2 separate regions of the Mus musculus genome follow, and region 2 is linked to region 1. The links are chromatin loops, found by intact Hi-C in ENCODE. Cell type or tissue: left cerebral cortex. All regions are shown on one strand. Links, peaks and the distances in the headings refer to the core of each region. The heading gives the core; the rest is flanking DNA.

Region 1 (8,128 bases), core at 1,953-5,952:
AAAATAGATAATTTCAGGATTAGCTGTTCAGTTACAACACCAGTCTTCCATTTTCTTGAGAATTCAAGATAGGATTCTTTTAAAGGTGATTTCTTCAATTGCATTTACAAAATAGATAATTTCAGGATTAGCTGTTCAGTTACAACACTACTCTTCCATTTTCTTTAGGATCCAAGATGGGTTTTTTTAAAGGTAATTTCTTCAATTGCATTTGAAGACAGGGTTTGATTTATAAAGATTCAAATTATACTGATGGTGCAAAAATCCAAGGATGAGAAACTGGGAAATTCTAGTGTTTGTTGTTAAGGACAGCATCTCTGCAGCTGAGATGTCACAAGATTGTTCCTGGAACATAAATTTATGTACTGAAAGCCCTTTGTACCAGACATTGAATAGAGTTTCTTCCTAAAACCTCATTTCTCCCCTGGGTAGACGGTTGAATAGCAGACAAAGTGTTAGAGCTGGTATACCAGATGTCTAGACATTGTCTCTTGTCCTTACACTGGTATTTAAGTCATAGATTTGATAGTGTCCCATTTCAAACTGTGCCATTAAAATGTGAAATTGCCTATTTTAAATTTTACAGTGTTTGCATGACTTTCAAAAAATGCCTTTCTGGCTTACAGATGAATAATGTCTCTTGGATTTGAATCTTTCTCTCTTCCACTAGCAATGAATATCTGCAATGTTGGATGTGAGCCCCTTATTATAAGAAAGTCTTGTGTTAACCCTTAACTTAACAACCTGTGAACTAAGAGGTTTGAAGGAAGTCATTTAACCTTGCCGAACCAGTTTCTTCATCGAGTAAGGGAGAGTTTGACTATCTTGCATACTATCTTGCAAGGATGCTGGGCAATTAGACAAGTAGCACGTTATCTGAGAGTGGCTTAATGTGCATATGCTGATGGTTTGGAAATGGCAGTAACTACTGTTGTAATAATTAGCTCCTAAACACTTTAATCTCAAAATATCCTACAGAGTTAGTAACACTTTTTTAAAATTTTTAAACAATTCATCTTTTAATCTTTTTTGGAATTTGTAAACATTGTTTAAGACTTTTATATGGGCGTATATGTGTTTTGATCAAGTTTACCTCACACTGCTTCCCCTATGGTCCCCTCTCTAGACTTTACCTCCCACTACTTTCCCCTCCCAAGCTGATGTGCTGTGCTTCTCCCTTTTATGAAAAATAGATTCTTTTCTCATACAAGGTATCCTGATTATAATTTCCCCTCTCTCTACTCCTCTCGGTTCCTCCCCTCGTCCCCTCCCATCTGGATCCACTCCCTCTCTGTCTCTCATTAGAAAAGAGCAGGATTTTAAAGAATAACAACAAAATAAGGTTAAATGTAATAACATAAAACAAACACCATCACGGTCTAAGTTGGACGAGGCAAACTAACAGAAGGCAAAGAACTCCAAGAGAAGGCAGAAGAATCAGAGACCCACTCGTTTAGATACTCAGGAGTGCTATAAAAATACTAAGCTGAAAGCCATAATATATATGCAGAAGACCTGATGTAGCCCTGAGATGTGCTCTGTTCTTAAAACCCCTGATTCCACTTAGTGATAGATATATGTCTATTGGTGTAACACAATCTAATGACACATAAGAAAATTGACTTTTCCTTTTCCAGAAGCTACTAGTTGCCAACAGCTCCTTAACTAGAGGGGCAACTTCATGAGCATCCTCCACCCATGCCAGGATCTTGGCTGGCTTGATGTTATACAGGTTTGGTGTATGACCTTGCCGGTCTTATGAACTCTGTTTAACTCCAGACACCCTTTGTGTCTGGTTCTTGAAATCTTGCTGCTTCTCTTCTGAGATGGTGCCTGAGCCTTGGGAAGAAAGGGTATGATATAAATATCCCTTTGAAATCTGAGTACTTGTCACCCTCTTATTCTCTGCACAGTGACTAATTATGAGTCTCTATATTAATCATCATTTACTGCAAAAATAAGCTCCTTAATGAGGGTTGAGATATGCACTTATTTGGGGGGTATAAAGATAAGAACTTAGGAGCAGTTTACTACCATATACACTTAGCAGAATAATAGTATTAGCTAATTTTCAAGGAACTATGGCTGGCCTAGTTAGTCAAAGGTTTATTTATCCAGTTAAGAGAGCCAAGCATATGCTCCATATTGTGGAGTTGTCTTAATTCTTGCCAATGCTTTTGATGCCCCTCCAGAACTTGATGGACTAGGCTATATTGTTTAAGATACCACATATGCTAGAGTCATAGAACATGGGAAGTCAAGCTGCTCTTTCCCTAGAAGCTCCATCTCCGGCTAGCTTTCACACTACTGGAATGTCCTATGCAGACTAGGGAGCAATCGATTTGCTCAGTGAACTTGTGAGCTATAATAACTACTGTCTGGCAAGATATGTCCACTGGTATAATAGTACAAATGCTGTGGGAGAAACCAACCACTTCCTCTTAATTTATGTTTAATTTTTTTTAATTTAAAAGTTTTTGTTTGTGGTGGTTTGTGTATGTATTTGTGGTGTGTGTATGTGTGTGTGACACACAGAGAGAATTTATAGTATATGCACCTCTGTGTGTAACTAGGTATTTGTAGTGTGTGTGTGCTTGCACAGGTATGTGTATCTATTTGAAGTGTATGCACCTTCCTCTGTGTGTGTGTGTGTGTGTGTGTGTGTGTGTGCTTGAGCCCGTGCACACATACATGCATTTATGGTGACATATTTGTGTGCACATCCGGAAACCAGATGATGAAGTCCGGTAACCTACTTTATCACTTTCTGCTGTATTCTCTTAAGATGGGGTCTCACAATGTTCCTGAAGCTAGGCTAATAGTCAGCAAGCCCCAGAGATTCTCCTGTCTCTGCCTCCTGTATGTCTAGGGTTATAGCCCTCCAGACAACCAGCCCAACATTTTCTGGAGGCCCAGTGATCCAAACTCAGCTCCTCGAGTGCTTTTTTACCACACGGAGCCATGACACACTCTTCTTAACATTGCTTCTGTTTTGATGATGAAGAAACAGAAACTCCGGGAAGCTTGGTGCATCATGTGCTTGGTCAGAGGCAGCATTAGCAGTTGAACCTAAAAACCATGCTATGCTCACAGGCCTTATTTCTGTCACTTACAGTTCTTATTCTACCTCCCTTTAAGTTGATAGAACTCTTTCACACCTGGCAATGCATGTTATTGCCAATTCATTTACAGGTTCTTAAACATCATTTGTTAGCTCTGTTGCATCACACAAAATATCTATCATCTATCTATCTATCTATCTATCTATCTATCTATCTATCTATCTATATCTAAACTCTTTATTATCTCAGTATTATATTCATTCTTGCTCTATCTATCTATCTATCTATCTATCTATCTATGGAATGATATACATGTTATACTTTCTCTTCACATATTGTATAAAAACGGTACCAAAACCATGGGATATCCATCAGTAAACATGCCCTTTAGGATGTTTGGGGAGAGACTGGAGGTACAAGTTCCACAGACCTGGGCCACACTCCATAGACAGATACTTTCAGATACCTGAGGTAACTGACTCTATTCCTAAGACTAAAGTTCTTCAAGTTCCCAAAAAGAGTGAGATGAAGAAAGGACAGATTCAAATATTTGGCTGGTGGCCTCGATTCTGTAAATCAAATCAGCAGAATCTAGCCAGACAGAATGCTTGCTGGTGTCCTTTACCAAGCCAAAGGAAGGCTCCAGTCACTGATTTGAAGGATTTTGCTAAAGTAGCTGGGAGGCAGAGAGGGAGGGAGGGAGGAGAGGGAGAGAGGGAGGGAGGGAGGAAAGGGAGAGAGGGAGAGGGAGAGGGAGAGGGAGAGGGAGAGGGAGAGAGAGAGAGAGAGAGAGAGAGAGAGAGAGAGAGAGAGAGAGAGAGAGATTTTTTTAAAGTCATTAAAACCTCAAGCCATGGACCCAAAAATATATGCTAAATGAATGAAGTCAGTTGAAAAAAAAATCCCATTTTATGATGAAATCCATGTAGACAGACCATAATTTGTTGGTTCCATAGGGAAGGGAAATGGCAGGTGATAGGATACAGGGCTTAATTTTGATGTCAGGAAACGTTCTAAAATTGTCTGTGGTTAGAGTTGCACATGTCTGAAAGAAAGTACAAACAACACTGAACTATAAATTTTATATGTGAAAACTGTGCAGCGTGTGAATGACATTGTCAAAGAGCTGCTACAAAAATAAGTCCCAACAGCCCACTCAGGCAATCCGGTGCCAAGAGTAGCGCCGGACTCCTATTCTCAACATCGATACACACTCACTGTTTCCTCAAGGTTTTGTGTGTTCTTCCCTTCCTTTCTCTTGCCATCCCTAGGCAAACTGATGGCATCCATATGGTCCCCAGTACACAATGATAAAAGATCTTGGAAGCCAAAGAACCTCTCTATTTCTTTTTAAAAGCATGCTGACTTTCCAATCACGCTAATTTGTTTTTGTATATTCAGGATATACATTTGAAGGGAATTTATACACCACCCAACAGCCATCTGTTCCCATGCTGCTTTTTAGCCTACTCTGGGAGTGGCTGGAAGTTGGGAGAGGAAGTTATTTCAGCTTTCTCTTGAACTTCCTACTCAGAACCCTCAAGAGAGAGAGAATACCACAGGGAAGGAGGGGGTGGGGCGAGAGGGGTGCTCATTCTCTAATAGAATTCAGATGTTATAATCTACGAGATCCTAAGTCAATGACTTAACCATCCTCAGCCTGTTTTCATATCTTAGATAGAGGATAATCATAGTTTCAGTACCTACTAGGCTCATTGAGAAAATGAAATAAGAGGATATCAATAAATCACTTGTCTTGACACACAGTATACACTCTGTGGATCAGAGCTATTCATTGTAATGGCTGTGATTCCATTACAATTGATTTGTGTGGATAGACTTTGGAAGATCAATCTTTTGTCTCTTCTAGCACCTCTACTCTAGAGAATACTCTAGAAATACTTGTCTTCCTGTAGACCTCCTATTACCTAAGGTGATTACTATTCTAGCTGGACCAGGATGTAGACTATAGCAGTTCCTTAGATATGAATTCAATTCTGGTGTCCAGAGGGTGATATCCTGGTGTCCTGATATTTGAAACTTCCCTTGAAGCATCTGTCTCTGTTAGGTTTTCCAGTCCCTATGACCTCTTGACATCCCCTTTCATCTCTGAATCTTGACAGTGATTTCTAGAAGAACAAGCCATGGATCTCTAAGGAGAAGAAATCTAGGAGAAAAAATGTGCCTGCGAGAGTGGATTCTGCACACGTGTCTCCATGAACTAACTGCTTACCAGCAGAAGTGAGAAGTCAGGCTTTTCCTGGTATCTGATTTTCTGGTGCCACAGGAAAGACCAAATGCATAATTCTACAGGGACCTAAGAAATCTTTGTCCCTTTCATAAGGGTGGACCTGCTCATGTCCCCATTTCTGCCTGAAGTTGCAGCTGCAGGGACCTACATGGTGTTTGCCCCTTTAATAAGATTGAACCTGCTCCGGTCACCTTCCCTTCCTATACTGATGACTTATGCTCCATGTCTCCACTAGAGTTTTTGGTCTCCAAGTTCAGACTTTGTGTGCCACAGAAACCAACTTCTGCTACTAGGAGAGATGTCCACAGGTTTTAAGGGTGTGCCTAGAAAAGTCGTAACCTACAAGACCAGGTGTGGTGGTTTGAATATGCTTGGCCCCGGGGAGTGGCACTCTTTGGACTTGTGGCCTTGTTAGAGGATGTATGTCATTGTGGGTGTGGGCTTTGAGAGCTTTCTCCCAGCTTCCTGAGGATGACAGTGTTTTTCCTGTTTGCCTTCCGAACAAGATGTAGAACTCTCAGTTCCTTCTCCAGCACCATGGCTGCATGGGTGCTGCCATGTTCCCACCTTGATGATACAGGACTGAACGTCTGAACTTGAAAGCCAGCCCCAATTAAATGTTGTCCTATAAAAGTTACCTTGGTCATGGTGTCTGTGCACAGCAATAAAACCCTGACTAAGACACCAGGCTTAGGGATTAGAGTCGTTTATTATGAATCCCATAGAAAGAAAAACCCAACTAGTGTTTTGTTTTGCTTTGTTTTGATTAAAAACAAAAAACAAAAAAACCCCTGCTCAGAACCCCATGTTGGAGTTTATAGGGAAACAGATTGCCTGCTGCAGCCATGGCTATGGGGTACACAGCACATTTTCAGGGTCCTCGCCCCTCTCCAATCTAGAAGCACATCAGGCTTCTAGAATCTCAAATAGAAGCACAAATGAGGTTTATGAGCCATTAATCTTAGGTCATGTTTCCAAAGTCTCAAAAACATTCAAGAACAATTAACTGCTTTACTGAAAACAGATTGTGAACCTTGCAATTAGGTAGATCCTGGGGGCGGGAGGAGACCTTAAATGGTCAAGTGTTCCCACCCTAGAACTTTCAGAGGGTACAGCAAGCATAGTTCTCACAGTCTTCTGCCCCTGCAGTGCCCTAGTTGCTCATGAGAAGAAATGGGGATGTTTCTAGACTTCTTCACACTATTGTAAGGTGTGAGTTTGGTATGGTTTGAAGCAAAAACAAATGTGGTTTGAGAGGAAGCCCCCTCCCCCCTTAGTTTCATTGGCTTCTGTTGAGAATCTCTTTTAGGACTATGAGTCCTTCCTCTATTATTAAGAGATTAGGAAAGAGCTACCGCTATTGTTTGGATGTGGTAAATGTCTCCCCCTAGCATTGAAGGCAGTAGTTCTCAACCTGTGGATCTTGACCCCTTTGGAGGTCAGGTTACATACAAGATATCCTGCATATCAGATATTTACATTATGATTCATAATGGTAGGAAAATTACAGTTTTGAATTAGCAATGAATTAATTTTATGGTTGGGGCATCTCCACAACATGAGGAACTGTATTAAAGGATTGTAGCATTAGGAAGGTTGAGAACCCCTGGTTAAAGGTATTACATCCAGAAACATATGTGAAGAAAGTTCAGCTATGTGTTTGGTGCTTGGCTGATGGTATGAGGTCATGAGAGCTTTAAGAGCGCTGTTCAGGGCTGGGGATTAGCTCCATCTGTAACATGCTTGTCTTCTGAGCATGAGGGCCTGAGTTCAATTCTTAGAACTGATCTAAAATAGCTATGAGTAGTGATGGCACTTAAAATATCAACGTTGGGGAGGAAGAAACAGGCAGATCCCTGCGCTCACTTGCTGGCCAGCCTAGCCTACATGGGGACACTTCAGGCAGCAAGGCACTTTGTTGCAGTAAATAAAATGGACAGTGCATGAGTAACCCAACGTGGACCTCTAGCCTCTACACACACTTGTACATATGGGTACCACTTGTACATATGGGTACCACTTACACACAAACACACAAATGGAGCCCAGTAGAAGGTGACTGAGTCCCTGGCATGAGACCTTTAGATAGAACTAATATAATGATCAATGGACACTCATTTGTGACAAGAGAGTTGTCATGAAAGACAATTACCGGCACGTCCTGCTCCTTTCCTGCTTTCCTGTCTGATAATGGGATTTTCCTTTATTGCAAAACCACTACCATGATGTTTGATAGATGGGTGGGGTGGGGTGGGCTGTGGCATCAGAACCAGTACTGTGCTGTTTGAACTCTCAGCCTTCAAACCTGGGAGCTTGTCATCTGGTGGGGCTCTGACAGACCAAAGAAAGAATTTCACCCTGGTCCACCTTGCTGAGCCAATGATTTTGTTCAGGTACCAGGCACAATGGTGATGCACAAGTAGCTGCAACACAGAAAAATCCTACTCAGTATGGGTAAGAACGTAAAAAAGCCGTATACTGAGGAGTCTAGGGTACCTACTGTGCTGGGCAGCGGGGTCCTGGTCTGAGCCTTGAGTCCATTTTATCACATGAGGTTCATGGATACCTTTGTCCTGGCTTTGATATTAACAGGCCATGAAGCCACCTTCTGATATGAATCTTATTCAGATATAAAATATATGATTGGATAGGCCTCTGATTTCTTTGTGTGTGTGTGTGTGTGTGTGTGTGTGTGTGTGTGTGTGTACATTTGTAGAGGCTAGAGGTCAACATTAGGGGTCTTCCTCAGTTGTATTCTACTTTGTTTTTCAAGGCAGAGTCTTACTGACTAGCCAAAGAGCTCTGGGGATCCAAC
Region 2 (8,128 bases), core at 2,629-6,628, 69 kb before region 1:
TGTGAACTATTTCTGTTCCTATAATACTGCCAGCCCTAAAACAAAGTTACAAGAGTAGCTCATGGGGAGACAGGGATCGCTGAGCCCAGAGTGAGCAAAACTTACGCTTTCTGTCTGCAGGATAGAAGTGCTCCCCACAATGGAGTCTCACTTGCAATCTCAAAAACTAAGCTGAATGCAAGCTTTATATTGATTGTGCAGACCTGACAGGCACCAGGAGGCCTGGGCCAGTAGCTTTGTCTATTGGGTATCACTCTCTGGAACACGCGCTCCAATGTAGCTATGTATGCCTCAACATGCTGGAATAAGCCCAAGGTTTAGAGATCCAGTGGGAAAGCTTCCACAGAGCAGGGATTTGTGCATCTTAAATGCCTGGTGACTCCTAGGAAGTTGAACATGTTATTCACCACTGCTCCCTCTAAATAAGAGACTGTCTCAGGCCACTGATGTACTGCGTGGATATGAACTCCACAGGCATGGAATGGAATTAACACTACCACCTACTAAGTCAACCTGAGGCTGTCATGAGGGAAGGCACATAAAATTAAACTAATTCAGCCACAGTGCTTTTAAGAATGTTTAAGGAAGGTTAACACTAACCACCCTGCTTTGTTCACTTCCCACTGTATAGGGACATCAACATATCACAGGGCACTGTGATATGTTGAGAGAGAGAGAGTTACCTTGAAAAATGTGCTAGACTCCTCTGCCACCTCTCAGGGATGCACTACAACCTCCAGAAATTTACAATGCTTACCATTCTTAGGTCACAACTCTTCCTTTGGGGATGGGAACAAATGTCAAAGTGACACTGAGAATCATCACACAGGACTATGACTGCACTTCAACCTCTGTTGGATGTTCAGCAAAGGACTTCCCTCACCTCAGGGAACTCTCCCATCAGGGCTCGGGTTTGAAAGAGGCAAAGCAGAGATCGCTTGCATTCTGCTCCCCTCCTGTGATGGCTGACCTGGTTGAGAGATGTCTAGGACTACTGAAAGCACCTCTGTGCATGTCTGCCAAGGGATTCCCCGAGGAGACTGACATGTGTGACAGCAACTGAGTGAAGAGGACCGCTATACACACGAACAGCACCACCCATTCAGCTGAGGGCCTGGATAGGAAAAATGTTGGAAGAAGAGGAAGTTCATGTGCCAGCTCCATTCTGCCTGAGCAAATACGTCTGTCACTGTGGTGCCTGTCACTGCTGCTGTCACCTGGGGAAGTCAGACTCCAGCTTCTGTGGCCTCTCCATGTGGATTTAACACCACGCACTCTCCAAGAAGTTTCCAGGCATTCAGCCTCAGATTGTGACTGCAGAGGTGCCCAGTTTCTCAGACTGAGCATCTCCTCGGTTCTCTACCCTTCCCCCATCCAGATACCATGGTCTAAAACCATCCAATAACTCCACCAGCCTGCATATATTGCTGATGCTGCATTTCTAGAGAACCCTGCCTAATGTAACTACTTAAGCCCCACTGGAATGACAAGGAAGTTTGGAGGAAGGAAGGGAAGGAGGAAAGAAACCAGTGATAGGTGACTTTGCAGAGTACAAATTGTTAAATTCTGGCCATTTTTCCTCTTTCTTCTTTTCATGTGTATGCGACTTGCACACAACTGTGTGCATGTGTGTTCGTGCATGCACGTGTGTGTGTGTGTGTGTGTGTGTGTGTGTGTGTGTGTGTGTGTTCTGTATAGTCAGGGTGCACAAATGTGTACATGATTGTGGAACTCTGAGGATATTAAGAATTCTCCTTGATTTCTCTTCCACCTTATTCATTGAAGCAGAGTCTCTTGACCAAAACCAGAGCTCATGGAGATTGCTTGACTTGAAAGCCATCTGCCTTCCTAGACTGGAATAACAGACAAGCTGCCATGCACATCTGGCATTTAGATGGGTTCCAGGGACCTTAAGTCTGGTCATTTTGCTTGTACAGCCAGGGCTTCAACCACTGAGCCATCTCACTAGCCCACATTGTGGGCATTTTAAGGCCAGAACCAGAAACTGTATGCAGAGCTGTTGATCCTCCAGATGGTCTCTATCACCTGATATAATTAGACAGTGTCCCCTCCTCACACAGAACTGGGGCCTTGTGAATAATAAACAAGAAACATTGGGACAACAGGGGATACTGGAGGCTGCAGTTAGGGGGGGGGCAATTGGCAATTGGTACACTCTTGACCTCTCTGCTCGCCTCTCGCCTCACACAGCTGTGTGGAGGGGTTTTCATCTAGAGACACTGACAGCTCTGTGAGAAAAGACATCCGAGATGTTGAAAGTGCCAGGTCCCAAATGAAGAGACCAGCTTCCCTCCTCATCACCTCAGATAAAGTCCCACCCATCATCAGTCGTGTCCCTGAGGACAGGGAACTCACTCACGTTTTCTTAGAGCTCTGCTTTTCAACTTGAGTGCCAGCCTTGTGGTCCTCTCCAAGGTGAAGGAGACAGACACATCCACCACAGTGTTTAAATCTGTGAGCTATAAAAACAGCCACTGAGGTTGATAGACATTCCCTCAGGAGCTGGAGTCATGACTGTGATGACTGAAACCACTGGTTTCCATCAAGAGACATCTGGGATGTTTCTTCTTTAGACAGGATATCAGATATCCCAGGTTGGCCTTGAACTCCACAAGTAGCTGGGGATAACCTTTTGATTCTCCTGCCTCTGTCTTTAGAAGAGCACTTAGATTACAACCATGTGTCACCATACAGAGTTTATGTGCTGCTGAACTCAAACCCTGAGCTTCAAGCATGCTAAGCAAACACTCTACCAACCAAGCTACGCTCCCAAGCCCTCAGCCCACATTTTTTAACACAAGGTCTTTGTCTCTGTGTCTGTCTCTGTCTCTGTCTCTCTGTCTCTGTCTATGTCTCTTCTCTCGCTCCCTCCCTCTCCTTATCCCTCTCCCTCTCCCCCACACCCCTCTGCCATTCAGGTTGCCTTCAGCTTCAGCAACCCTCCTGTCTTCCTGAATGTTAAGATTGCAGGCATGAGTCACCATGGCAGGCCATCAGGGTTGGATTTCTAAGAACACAGTGTGAACATGTTCCTCCAGTGGACACACAGCTTATTCTAAAGCAGTCTTCTTAGGAGGAATACATGTCACTCAGAGGGCTAGATGACTGTTGTAGTCCCTTACAACACAGAGGTTTGCGTTTGAATACACTGCTGTTTGTCCTAATACCTCAAGTGGTTCCGGCTTCTCTAGAGGATTCCAGGCTTGCAAAGTAAAACCAGTGGGGGAAAAAAAGTTCTCCCCAACATAACATTTCTGTTACGAACCTCCTGCAAGGTCACGTGAAATGAGTTGGCTGCTAGTAGACTCTTCAAGTCCCTGGCTAAGGGAATAAGCCCCAAGAGATATTATTGGCCAAACCCTGAAAGATTCTAGGATTGTTCTGTATATTGACCAAGATTGTTAGTGCTGAGATTCAATATGGCTGCCCTTGAGGACTGCCATAGGACAGCAAGAATGGAAAAACCCACACAGCCTTAAAATGCATTATTGATGTCTGACTTTATGAGGAACTAGGAAATTTTGAGGAATTCTTTTTAGTGATAAAAAAGGAAAAACCCTTCGCTTTAAACAAACAAACAAACAAACAAACAAACAAGGATTCTAGTTTCCTTTCCAGTTGCTTTGAAAAATCACTCTAACAATAACAACAAAAGCAACTTAGAAAAAGGAGTTTGTTTTCATTTTAGCTCACAGTTCCAAGTTCCAGTTCATCACTGTCAGGAAGCCAGGATGGGATCCGGAAGCAGCCAGTAATAAATACCCTCATTCATCCACTTACCAGTTTTACATCCGTTTTGATTGAGGCGGGGCCTTGACGCAGTGCCAAGGCTGGCTTTGAACTAAGGATCCTCCTGCCTCAGCCCCTGGAATTCTAGGGTTTTAGGTTTGCATGATTACACCCCAGACCCCTAGTTGCCTTTTGGTTTTTTGTTGTCATTTGTGGGACAAATGTTCACTGTGGAGACCTGGCTGGCTTGGAACTTGATACGTAGACCAGGCTGGCCTCAGTACAAAAGGTGGGCCCATACTCAAAAGAATAAAATGCATGTATGCTTACTGCTCAGCTACTGTTCTTCACTTTATGAAATTCTGACCAGCATATGAAACAATTCCATCCACTTTTAAGGTGGGCCTTTCCACCACAACTAACCCAGTTGATAAAAATCTCTCACAGAAATATCCTCAGGCTAACTGAATCTAGACAATCCCTCACTGAGAACCTTGTCACAGATGATTCTAGATTGTGTCAAGTTAACAATTAAAACTAACCTTCAGAGAAAGTAGATACAATCAGCACAGTGGTAGGAAGCCAAGCTCACAGAAGTCCGTGAGCTTTAACACTTCAAATGACAGCAGGACTCCTGTGAACTTGGTGGTTGGTTGCCACCCGCTTGTTCTCTGGACCCTACTATTGGCAGTGATGCAGAGCAGACAAGAGGATCATCTAGTTTATCTAATAAATCAAAGCCTGAGTTGAAATTTGGGAAGCTGAGGGTGGGAAGCTTGGGTTGTGTCCTTTGGGTGGGAAGCATCCTTGCCAAAGCCAGTTTTGATTGCTGCTTCTTTTCATGGGAGGTGGTTCCCTCTGGGAACTCCCTCTGACTGCCTAAATTCCTCACTATGGCAAAGAAAATATATCTGGGTTTTGGAGTTGGGCTCATTCGAAAGCTCTGTGCATATCCCCCACACTAGCACTTCAAATGCCTACCCAAAGGAAAACCATGCTTGTGAGACTCTTTGCACCCTGGGGATCTGTGGGTATAAAGAGGATGAATCAGGAAAGGGGCTGTAGATTCAAGTCTTTTTTTTTTTTTTAATGAAGGATATACTCTGTCCCCACCGTGAATAGTAGGACATGATGAATAATTCAGTGGCGTTCTCTCTTTCTTGCATCAGGCAGCTCACAGTAAAGGACAATTTCACTATTCCTCCACATCAATAATGTTACCTCCGTCCTTTGGACGCCAGAGCTATAGCACAGTTCTTACGTTAGAAAAGACTGTAAAAGCTATTTAATCCCACCCATTATCAGAGACACAGAGAGAAATTGAGGCAAGGTGGTTAGGTAGTTTGCTTTATCTACAAAGGAGGTTGAAGGCAGAACACAGCTAGGACCCTGGAGTCTCAACCCCTAGCTGTCTCTGCTTGTTTGTCATAGACTTCTCAAGTTTCTCTGTATATAACAGATGTGATTCAAAAGGATCATCAGGTCCACACCACTGTATAATATGGGAGGGTGCATGTCCATGTGCATATGTTTGTGTGATTGATTGTATGTGTGTGGAGGTACACTGCTTACATCTGTGTGATTGTGTGATTGTGTGTGTGTGTTGGTACATGTGCATATGCCTGTGCATACATGCAGATGGTAAAGATTGACCTTGGTTATTGTTCCTCAAGAGTTACCTACTTTAAGTTTTGAGCCCCCCACCCTCACCTGGGGCTCACCGACTCAACTATGCTTACTGGCCAGCAGGCCTCAGAATCTGTCTGTCTTCTCATGTGCATGCCCATGGGCGCTGAGGATCAAGCTCTGGTCGTTGCACAACACAGCAGACACATTACAACCGAGCCATCTTCCCAACCCCCTGGTCCACATGATTATAGCGTCTGCCAATGGTAGACAGAAGGCTAAGCCTGTGTTGTTTCTTTCTGGGAACCCTGAAGCCTCAGAGACTCAGCTCTTTACACTTTTCCCTGTGCTGTGACCCTTTCCAGAACTTGATAGCTCCAGAGGAAGAAGCAGTGCGGTCACCCAGCACTTGCAAAATTCTAAGAAAACCCTGACATGTGGATGGCAAGTCCCACGGTGTTCTCTATCTTCTATGTCAGAATCCACAGGATGCCAAAAGACAAATGCATTTTTCTCTTCCAAATTATTCCTCCTACAAATGCTAAGCATCTCCATCTGGGAGGCATTTAACATGTCGAACAGCTATTGCTGGTCTGTAGGAGGACTCGCCAAGTATCAACTGTTTCCCTGAAATAGCTCCCCTTATTGCTGCAGGAGCCGCCAAGACTCAGCCCAGGCAGGAAGAGGAAAAGAGTATGCAGTGAGGTCTAAAAGTTAGAGGGGAGCGAGTGCAATGGGGCGTTGGTTGGCTTCACACCCCAGCTCTTCTCCCAAAGATGTGTCTCGAGGAAGGCACGTACAGAGGCAATGTGCATGCAGATGGCTGTCACCTGTTTCATCTCACAGATGAAGTTCATCCAGATAGGAACAAGAAAACACACATTTTCTGCTGGACTAATTTAGAACACAAGTCCCATAAAAGATGGCAGTGGTGGAATATGTGAGCTTGGGTAGTACCCAAGACATTGTCTTTACCAGTGTTCTGCTTTCTGACCTGTGCAGTCCAGCCAGTGAAGATGAACAGAGACCCAGGACAGAGACCCATGTTCTCCATCATCACAGATGGTCCCTGGGGATGCTGACTTTTATTTCCATTGCCATGATAAAAATGCCCCAACAAAAGGCAAATTAGGGGAGAAAGGCTTATGCTAACTCATGATTCCAGGTTACAGCCCATTCTAGAAGTCAAGGTGGCAGGAACTTAGAACTGCTAGTCACACCACATCCACAGTCAGAAGTAAAGAGGAACAAACACATTCATGCTGTGAGGTCATAGCTCACTTTCTGAACTCTTACACAGTCTGTGACCCAAACACAGGTGGGCTGGATCTCTCAACATCAGTTAACACAATCAAGGTAATCCCCCACAGACATGGCCACAGGGAGAACTAATTCAGAGCACTCCTCATTGAGATGCTCTTCCCAGTTGATTCTGGATTGTATCAAGTTGACAAAGAAAATTAGCCATCAAATGGAGGTGTGTGACCTCAACTAACCCGAAGTCTAAGTAGGGTGGATTGCTGTAGCAGCTGATGCCATGGGATTTGCAGGAGTTGGAAGAGGTAGAAGTTACTCCTAGGTGTATCGTCAAGTAAGTCACTCATCCTGCTAAGTTAGGATTTGAACACAGGAATATTAGTTGAGAAAACTGTCTCCAGTACAGAGATGAGCTTGACAAAGTTATAAACCTGGCTAGAAGAGAGGCTCATCCTGTCATCATCTCTTCTCTTCAGTCATTGTAAGCGACACACAAGAAAAGAGTGGGTTTGGATGCTCAGAGTCAGGCACTGGACATGCTAAGATGTGTCAGATAGGATGTTGGAGTGCTTTTATGAGGTGGCTGATCAGAAGGGTTAGGTGTAGAATCTGGGATGATAGGACTAATACCTGAAGGACCTTGTGTGACACTGAGGAAGAACAGGGAATGAGCCCTTGACTCAGGCATGAGAGATCAGGGATGATATTGGAGAATGGAAGAGTTCAGTATTGGTGATGAGGAACGCAGGGGCTTTGAGAGGCTCAGAATGTCCTCAGGCTCTGAGACCAGGCTAGAGGCAATGTCCTATTTGGATGTGGCGACAGAGCAGGGGCTGATGAAGGTGTTGAAGGGTGTTTGGTTAGCCTGGGGAGTCCCCTCTGTTTATGCTCCTGTGTGGAGATGACTCACACCCTGCTGGGGTTCTGCTGACAGCCTGTGGTGGGTGGGAAGGTGTAGCTTGGAAAATGTGCAAAGCTCTTGTCTGCCACTTGTTTGTCAGCGTTAACATCCAAGTTTGTGCTGTTGTTCTGCTTTCCTCAGTGTGTTGGCTTTGGTTGCTGATGCCTTAGTCAAGAGCAAAAAGCTGGCTTATATATGTTAGATGCTCACTGGTAAGGTGTGTGGGTATGAGAGGGACTGAGACAGATAGACAGACAGACAAACAGACAGACAGACAGTGACAGATTCCCTGTGGAGTTTGTGTTAGATTACAGTGGTTGTCTAGGTATATTATCATAACTGATTCTTTACATAAACTAATTCTAGTCTATTGACCTCTTCTTCTGCTTGAATGATAACTAATTGGCTAGAAAGATAACATTTCAAACATTTTTTTTTATGTGTCATGTGAAGTGGAAACTTAAGTTGGTTTTTTTTTTTTTTTTTTTTGTAAAGTCGGTTGGGTGGTGGTTTGCTGAGGCAAACGAGTGAAGGAACATTGAGCTGAAGTGGACACAGGTGAAAGGATGTTCTGCTAAAGCTAAACCTTTCTTC

What was found. A loop is a pair of places that touch in the nucleus more often than their neighbours do. Peaks named below come from ENCODE experiments on the same cell type or tissue, not always from the same donor. Only the 100,000 strongest peaks of a DNase experiment are listed, where the experiment ranks them.
Region 2: a loop joins it to region 1, with 9 times the contacts of the local background. A loop is called at or near these places in 4 of 42 quality-filtered maps.

The regions. Positions count from the first base shown.
Region 1 is chr7:117,170,713-117,178,840 of GRCm38, forward strand. No RefSeq gene overlaps it. Among named protein-coding and RNA genes, the nearest start is that of Gm39075, 54 kb to the right of the region's middle. In left cerebral cortex, for the core only: no CTCF peak of the experiment used is centred there; DNase peaks (open chromatin) are centred at 4,270 and 4,461; H3K27ac peaks cover 279 bases.
Region 2 is chr7:117,101,042-117,109,169 of GRCm38, forward strand. No RefSeq gene overlaps it. Among named protein-coding and RNA genes, the nearest start is that of Gm39075, 120 kb to the right of the region's middle. In left cerebral cortex, for the core only: no CTCF peak of the experiment used is centred there; DNase peaks (open chromatin) are centred at 3,870, 4,692, 5,128 and 5,981; H3K27ac peaks cover 2,305 bases.